Linked DNA regions of Mus musculus: region 1 is linked to region 2. Evidence: chromatin contacts called from ENCODE Hi-C or POLR2A ChIA-PET data. All regions are on one chromosome and are shown on one strand. The core of a region is the stretch at or near the end of the contact, and the rest is flanking DNA. Distances in the headings are between cores, read along the strand shown. Region 1 holds the start of Fam180a (family with sequence similarity 180, member A). Region 2 holds the start of 1810058I24Rik (RIKEN cDNA 1810058I24 gene).

Evidence for each region. A loop is a pair of places that touch in the nucleus more often than their neighbours do. ChIA-PET counts read pairs that join two places held with the same protein, here RNA polymerase II (POLR2A).
Region 1: a map of gastrocnemius shows a loop between it and region 2 (7-fold over the local background). The contact joins the promoter of Fam180a here to the promoter of 1810058I24Rik in region 2. A Hi-C loop is called at or near these places in 1 of 37 maps with a recorded cell type or tissue (gastrocnemius). POLR2A ChIA-PET finds 5 or more read pairs at or near these places in 2 of 5 experiments (Patski and embryonic stem cell).

What each region holds. Positions count from the first base shown.
Region 1 is chr6:35,323,582-35,327,952 of GRCm38, reverse strand. Fam180a (family with sequence similarity 180, member A) reads left to right here and starts at 1,812. Exons shown (of 3, transcript NM_173375.2): 1 at 1,812-2,114. The coding sequence starts at 2,039.
Region 2 is chr6:35,251,069-35,255,185 of GRCm38, reverse strand. It overlaps 1810058I24Rik (RIKEN cDNA 1810058I24 gene), which reads right to left and starts at 2,476. Exons shown (of 3, transcript NM_001384235.1): 1 at 2,404-2,476. The coding sequence starts at 2,418.

The sequences.
Region 1 (4,371 bases), core at 563-3,062, 73 kb before region 2:
GGTGTGTGTGTGTGTGTGTGTGTGTGTGTGTGTGTGTGTGTGTGTGTGATATGTCTTGTTAGCACTTACTGATTGTAGAAATGATATTTCGAATATGGTAAATTAAGTACAATGAGATGTAACTACACCTGTTTCTTTTATTTTAAGGGGGTTTCTAGAATTTGTAACCACATACGTCTGCAGGGAGCACTGCTCCATACTGACCTCCTCATTGTAAACTTTGACCAGTTAACACAGGTGATGAGTCTAACACTAAACCTGAAACATGCTAAACACCCGAGGGCCATTATCTATATTAGTGACATCAGTGGCTTTCTCTGATTAGCAGGGAGCTCCAATGGAAGTATAAGGGACCGCATGGTGTCCACTCTGGTAGTCCACTTATCCTGACCACTGTCTCCACAGGCTAGAAAGCCGTAACAGTAAGAGATTCTTCAAAGTTCTCCAAGCTTTCATAGTCTCCTCTAGAGGTAAGGGAAGGGGGCACATAATTAGAGACATAGCATGCCTACAACTGTGCTTCTATGTGTGTATGCCTGTACATGTCTGGGGAGCGAGTGAGCATTGCCTGTGCATGCATGTGAGAGCGATGTCAGGTGTCTTCCTTAATCCTGCTCCACCGTACAAACCTGAAATTTAACCAATTCATGTAGCGAGTCCGGTCGGCAGGCCTGGGGATCCTCCTGTCTCTGCCTCCCCAGCTGAGGACTGAGATTACAAACAGATGCTGCTGTGCTGGTTACTTCCTGAGTACTGGGGATCACGCTCACACAGCAAGCTCTTTAACAACTGAGCCGTCTCCCAGTACTTTTTAAATGATGATGGGAAAATACTGCCATTCTGCTAGACATAAAAGGATTTGGTCGCTGATCTGGGCACAGTACAGAGAGGTTCAGTGGCCCCAAGGGTCAGGTTGCAAGCTGCTTGGTCCCCAGTATAATAGGGTGAAAAAGTATATAGAACCCTCTCGATAGAGAGCAGGGCTTGGTGCAAAGTAACTAGCTCATTGGGGCATTGTCCCTGGAAGGGGTTAATGTAGTTCTTTGGGGACCCTGGTTAGTTACCTTGAAAGGTTTTTGCAAACAGAGAAAACCTGACCCCCGAAGGCTTCCTAGATCAGCATGAAATCTCTTCCCTGCAAACATTCCCACTGAGGTGTCTTCTGCCATCAGATCTTAGTCAGAACTGTGCAAGAAGCCAGTGTCATGCTCTTGACCCTCAAGAAGAATATGCTAATTAGACCTCTTCTCTTTAAAAACTCTGTGGAAAGCACCCAATGGATCATGGATGTGAACAGGAGCTCAGCTTCCCAGCCTCCTGCATAGACTCACAAGGTTCCCAAAAGCAATACCTATTCTCCAAGGCCACCTGCCCACTCTGCTCCTCACAACCTACCAATGCCCCACCTACCCAGAAGCTAGGAAAGGCGCCAGACCCCAAGACCCACAAGTCTAGCTCCAGGGAACGATAGCAGGAACACCCCACCCTAGTACCACAATGACTGTGCTGTCCTACAGGCAACTCTGAGCTCCACCAGCCCCACCGTCTGCCAGGCAACCTCCCAGCTCTTCCTCCAGCCCGCAGTCCTGGCTCTGAAGTAGTATGTGTGGACAGGGAAAACAGCCAACTTCTCGCCGGGCTCTCTAACAAGTTCCGCGGGTCTGTTTGTTAAAGAAAAATTCCAGTGGGCGCATCCAACACATGGAACTCAAGTACAGAAATTATATTTATCCAGCCCACTGCCAAAGAGATCACATGCCCCGTGAGTCACTCCAGATGTGCTCAAAAACAGAGCCTCTGTGTGGAAGCCTGGTCCCCTAATCCCAGAGAGAGTTAGGTTAAGAGAGGTACCAACTTCTGTCCCACCCAAGAGGCTGCATCCGCCTCCATCCTGTGGAGCCAGGGAGAGGCCCTTGCTTTCCTTATAGACAAGAAAGGGCAGTAAGAACTCTGTCCTCTCGCTGAGAAGAGCAGGGGTCCACCTGCAGCCCCTGGGGTCCCGCAGGAATAGAAGGTCAGCTTGTCTCCCTCCTGGAAGATGTCCTGGAAGGCGCTGACGATTCTGCTGGTATTCTCCAGCACCCAGGCCACTGCGTCCTGCAGGTGGAGCAGGGGTGAGTTGTTTTGAATTCTTGTGTTTCTCTGGTGCTCATTCATCTTTCTTGAATAGAATTGTGGCAGTGGAGTAGAGTTAGAGGGAGGAAGGAATTAAAAGCCCCGTGCCTGCTTCATACGCCAACTTTGCCAGTGCTCTATGGTCCCTCTTGGTAAAAGGTGATAGGAAATACCCGGTGGAAGAGCATCGAAGCAGCCAATTTGGGAGCCCGATGGAGGTTGAGAAGCCATCGGGTTGCTCCTGCTGGTGAGCCAGAAAGAACTCTTGGGTGTTTCGGAGGATGGGTAAGGGTTCTCTGCAGATCCCTGCCTGCTGCTGCTGGGACAGACCCCCCGAGAGAAGGTATCAAACTCAGCTGCCTGTGTGATGGAATGGTGGCCACTGGGACTAACGCAGAGAGTTCTTGGCCACACTGGCTAAGAATGAGGTCTCCAGGATGCTATGGGTGTGCATTTTGGCAGCCAGGTAGAGCTGTGTGGTGGTGAGTGAGAGGGGAAAAAAAAAAGAACATTTAGGGCATCCACCCAGTGTGCTTGGCCCCTGTCATTCACATCAAGCCTCCATGGAAAGAAACCGGTGTGTGCAAAAGCTTTACTCTCATGCTGATTGATATCTTCTCTCTCAGATGCCGCTTCTGAGAACAAAGGTGGCATCTTTACTCTGGTCTGGCTGCACTTGGCAGTCACCGGGGACATATCAGGCCAGCTAGTTTATTACTATCAGGAAATGAAGAGCTGGGGGGTGTTATCCACTCCATGCCAGTCTGAGGAGAAATCTTCCCGCTGCCTACATTCAAATGAGTTCACGTCCCCAGAAAGACCTAGAAATCCAGCGTTCCCTCAAGTCAATCCAGACGCTCTTTATAGAGACCCCTAAGGGCATGAGGATTGGTATGGGGACATGAATGAACCCCTCCTTCTCAGGGACTATGTCAGGGAGGGAAAGGGAGGCCTGAGCGGCAGAGGAGAAGCACTTGCAATGGAAGAGAGGGGCTCGAAGCCCTTATTAATCCTCCTTGTGCTTAAGCCTGATCTTAGGGACTGGCTGGGACATAAGTGTTGCTGAGGTGCAAACAACACACAATGCAGACATTTCACACACATTCACACACACACACACACACACACACACACACGCATGCACACACACACATGCCTACCTGCCATTGTGCTGTCTTTAAGGGCAGCACTTCGGGGTGGAAAGCAGAGAGGTCTTAGAAATGGATTCTGTCACTTACGTTCATCGCACTAGGAGCACAACTTAATTTGCCAAAGGAGACAACGGCATGTTCTCTTCTTAAGGCTCCAGCTGTCAGGAAGCCAAGAGGGCACTGGGCGTTCAAGAAGGCTCGTAAACACCCCTGCAAGGACTCAGAGACTGCAGTGCTTTCTCTAACAAGCCACCTGCGTGATCTCTGGCAGGTTCCTAGCTTCTCTGGATGTTGTTAGCAAGTAGCATCCTAGCAATCACAAGACATGCCCTCAAAGGATGATTTGAGGATGATATTCAAAAATACGCTATGAAAATGATGTACATAAGCGTTAGTGGCTACTTACCACTCTAAAAAATATATATAAGCATTATTCCTTAATGAAAAGCTGAGTCTCTCCACATGCTTGGTAGCAACATCTGAGGCTCTTGGGAGAAGGTTTTTCCAGCAGGGACACGGGCTCTAAAGACCCAAGGCCAACACAAATGACCCAAAGGCCATTATGGGACAAAGTACGAAGGGCTAGATGTATGGTCAGAGACTGTGTTCGGAAGCAACAAGTGATGTGGTGTCCATCCAAGTTTCTTTAACATTCTTCCACGCAGTTGGCGTTTATTTTTTCCTTTATCTTAAACATTTTTTTTTCTAATTAAAAGAGGACACAATTTTTGTCACCTTCAGATCAGCTCGGTTGATAAAGTGCTTCCTGTGCAAGCATGAGAGCCTGAGTTGCCCCAGATTCCATGTTAAAAAAAATAAATAACCTGGGTATCTGGGTGTGGCAGCCTGTGTCTGTAATCCTATCGCTATGGAGACTGAGCATAGCATCCCACAGCTCGCTGCCACCAGCCTAACCCAGCTGGTGAGCTCCAGGCCAATGAGACATACTGTCTAAAGAAAATGGACTGTTTTCCTGAGAGTAATGCTCTTGAGGCCATCACATGGTACCTTCCTGTGTGTGTGTGTGTGTGTGTGTGTGTGTGTGTGCGCGCGCGCCTGTGCATGCACACACACACACACTAAAATAACTTTCCACAGGTGTTGT
Region 2 (4,117 bases), core at 1,227-3,726:
AGGAGAGGCACGCACAGTCATCAACAGATAAACGGATGCAATGTAACAAAGAAGATGCACCTACGGTATTACATGATTCTAAGAAAAGACTAGATAAACCGGTGAATGCATGAATACGAGAAAGAAATCAATGACTATGTCAACATTTCAAATGTGAGCGTTAAGTGTGGGGAAAGGACTGGGAAAGCAGGAAGGCAAACTCAATCCAGATGAGTAGAGGCTGAGAGAAAGGCAAAGGAAAGCCACTGACAGTTGATACTTGGGATCTGGAAGCACAGAGAAGGGGATTCAAGGTTGTCCTGGAAGCTGATGTGAAAGGTGCTGGCTTGGGGAGGAGCCCGTTCCCTAAGGGTGAGTTTAGGAAGCACAGCCAGCTCCGGACTTAAGCACTTCACAGGAACTAAGAGCAGAAGCAAGCAGCGGGAGACAAGATTAGAGACAGGGAGAGAGCCTCCCAGCTGCTACACCCAGATATGGTCCCCTCACTCCGCAATTCTGAGCTATCCCAGGACAGAACCCACACAGCACGGTGCACAGGCCCCAGCAGCTGAATGAGGGTGAGTTATGAGGAGGTGATGCTACTGGGCCCCAGGGGGAAGAGGAACAGAAACTGTAGCAGTGTTCAGGTGCCCTGACACTCACAGCAGTGCTCACAGTCCAATTCCCATCTAGGTGTTCCTTCAAAGAACTTCAGCCAAGCTAGGAGCAAGCTGTGGAGTGCGGTGTGGAAATAGGGGTAATGGGTAGACAAGCCACACAATCAAATGCAAGTTTTCAACTTAGGCAACATCTCAGAGGTTACAAAGTATTCAGCTGCCTTGCACCATCAAAGGGAAGAGCCTGGAATCTTTCCACCACACCCAAGCCTCTCCTATCAGTGGGAGGCCAGTTCCCATTTCTGATACCTTACAGAAGAGACAGGGCAGTATATCTCAACCACGATTTAGTGTTTACGTGTTCAACATCTTGGCTCCTTTTGAAACCTCATGAGGTGCAAACTGAAGCATAGAAAATTTAAATAACCTGGCCAACACCCACCCAACCCCACGTCCCCAACACACACACATACACACACACCTTGAGATTAAAGATAGGGTCTAAACTCTTAACCATTTAGAAAACAGTTGAAACGGCTAATGTAAAAAGCAAGATTTGCAGAAACTAGCAGTGTTTGACCAAGTTCCACAAGAGGAAAGTTGATTCCATCTCTGTACATCTGATTCCACTTTTCCCAACAAAAGCAATGAAGAGGAGACAGACCCAGGGCAAGAGAAGGAACATCAGTTACATCCTAGCTAAGCATCTAATGGTCGGCTTCAGCATCTCTCCATAAATGTTGAAAATTTTGAATTTTCCAATCAAAACCCATGTTTAAGTACAGAGCGCTAGTCCCGCACCAGGTAGCCTCATTCAGCAAAGCACTTAAAAGGTTAAGTGTAATCGATTTAATGTTCTCCCTGCTTATCAATGAACAGCAAATGCAGTGGAAGGGCCAATCCTATCACCTTACACTAGCTGGCTGATGCTGCTTTTAAAAGTGATTCCTAACAAGTAAATTACTGCTAATTACTCCTACCTCCTAAACTAAGGCCTAGTTAGGACACTAGAGAAACCCCAGAGGCAACTGAGTCTTTGTAGGGCAGTTTTATGTAAACAATACTCATTCTCGGAGCACCAGGTAGCCACTGACCGTGGGAAAGAAAGAAGATATCTGCTTTATTAGAATTCGAAGATGAAACGCTTTCATCTGAAAGTGTTTGAAAACTTTCATCTGAAAATTTGACTGGCAAGTTTCCTAGAATCCTCAACAGGCAATTTTAGAAATACTTGATTTTTGCCAGAAAAACGTGTTAACTCAAAAAGGAGACTTGAAAGGGTGTGGGGAGGGGCAGGTTTTTACAAGAGTTACTCGCAGGGCAGTCTGACTCACTCCTCAAAGCGGGCAATCTGTAAAGGTCTGAAGAGGGAGGGCACTGTGGATCTCTCGCTGCGACCTCGTGATGTGGCTGACTAATGCACGGCGTGTGAAAGGCACTCTGAGGCCTCAAATAAGCCGTATATAATAGATGGGGGTCTACGGGAAGTCGCGTGGAGAGGACAGGAGCCAAGTCATCTTGATGACTCCTCCGACCCAACTTACCGCGAAGATTTCGCCAAGAGCTCACAGTAAGTGGTTTTTTGAAAACGCAGTCATATCACTGACACCCCAAAGTTTTCGGAACTTGAAGGACTACATATAAACAAACCCAGGCAAAGACCCAAGGACTTAGGAGGAGGCCAGAGGAAAACTGCGCGAGCAAACCCGAGGGCGACGAGCCCCAACTGCAGAGCCGTGCACCGCCGACCCGGGACCCCGGGGGAACGAGGCGACCGCGAGGCCCGATCCTCCGAGGCCCCACTCACCAGGAACTGGAGCATGATGTCGGTGGGGAGGGCGAGGAGGGTGTGAGAGGTGCTCCAGCTCCAGCTCGGCTCCGGGACTCCTCCCCGGCGCGAGGGCGGAACCCGCTGCCAGGTTCCGGTTTACGCCCCGCCCCGCCCTGCCCCGCCCTCTCCATTCCCGGAAGCGACTCGCGGAGCCGCAGCGCCCTCTGACGGCCATCTCGGGAAGCAAGAGGGCGAGGTGCAAACCTAGGCCTCTTTGAACCAAAGCCTCCGGGTGACAAGGACGCTGGCAATTGTATTAATACAGTCAGACGTGGCTGTGTTACCTACTAAACCAGGGTGGGGGTGAGGTAGCGGGTGCCATGCCAAGTGAACAACTCACTCTCCTGGGAGCCTTTATGAAGTCCACACTAATCTCCACCACAGCCGACTCTCAGACGAAAAGGGGGAAAAGGTTCCATTTCACAAAAGCCCACAAGTGTGCTATGCAGCCTAGTTAAGGGTAGTCCTCAGCCACGTGATAGATGATGGAGAGAGGTCTGCGGAGTCTGGCACGACTGGATCCAAGTAGCGATTGCTGGCAGCCACCAGCAACCTATCTGAAGTTTACTTCCTCCTCAAGTGGAGCGCGAATCATCTACCATGCAGGAGCCAAAGATGAATCCACTCTTGTCCGGTCGCGCTGCTGGTCACCCACATACACAAGCACATCGAAACCACCCTTCTCATGTTGCTCTCAGTCTTTGGAATTGACCTTTATCTAGTTAAGGGGTACTCTGGCTTCAAATAACAGAAAAACAAATCAGCTGCGCCTAGTGGGGCTGTTAACCCTGGGACAATGGCAGAGGACTACTTAACATATCAAAGTGGACCTGGCCTCCTGGTCCTCGCCAGCATCCCTCAGTCCCGGCCTGTTACAGGGTGTGGCTGGCACATGCAGCCCTCTACCCTAAACTCACCAGTTCAGGGGCTGGGCTGCTTTTCCCGATGAGGCTTTTCCCTATATAATCCAGCCATTTTGGTTACCTGAACTGTGATGGTTTACATATGCTCGTCCCAGGGAGTGGCACTATTAGAAGGTGTGGCCTTGTTGGAGGAAATGTGTCACTGTGGGGATGGACTTGGAAATCTTCCTCCTAGCAGCTTGAGGATGCTCTCTGGCTTCCTTCAGATGAAGATGTAGAACTCTCAGCTCTGCCAGCACCATGCCTGCCTGGATACTGCCATGCTTCCACTTTGGTGACAATGGACTGAAACTCTGAACCTGTAAGCCAGCCCCAATTAAATGTTGTCATTTCTAAGAGTTGTCTTGGTCATGGTGTCTCCTCACAAAAGTAAAACCCTAACCAAGACCCGAACCTTTTGTTCCTTTGCCCTTTGGGCCCCTGTATCTCATTCTGCTGCCTCTCCCCTCCTCAAAAGAGGAAAATATCTCTCTCTCTCTCTCTCTCTCTCTCTCTCTCTCTCTCTCTCTCTCTCTCTCTCTCTCTCTCTCCCAGCTCAATCAAAGTCAAGTTCTTTGAGCTCCCAGATGTCCTTGCCTCTAGCTATGTCTCCCTTTCTTCTCCAACCAACTTTCTCCTCCACCATCCCTAGTCAAGCCCTCTCTCAGAATTTCCCTCCATTTCTGTGTTTCTCCATCCATCCACCTCATTACTTCTCTCCCTCCTCCCAACTCATCTGCTAAACTGACAAAAGAGCTGATTAGAGGGGAAAAAAATAGAATAAAACA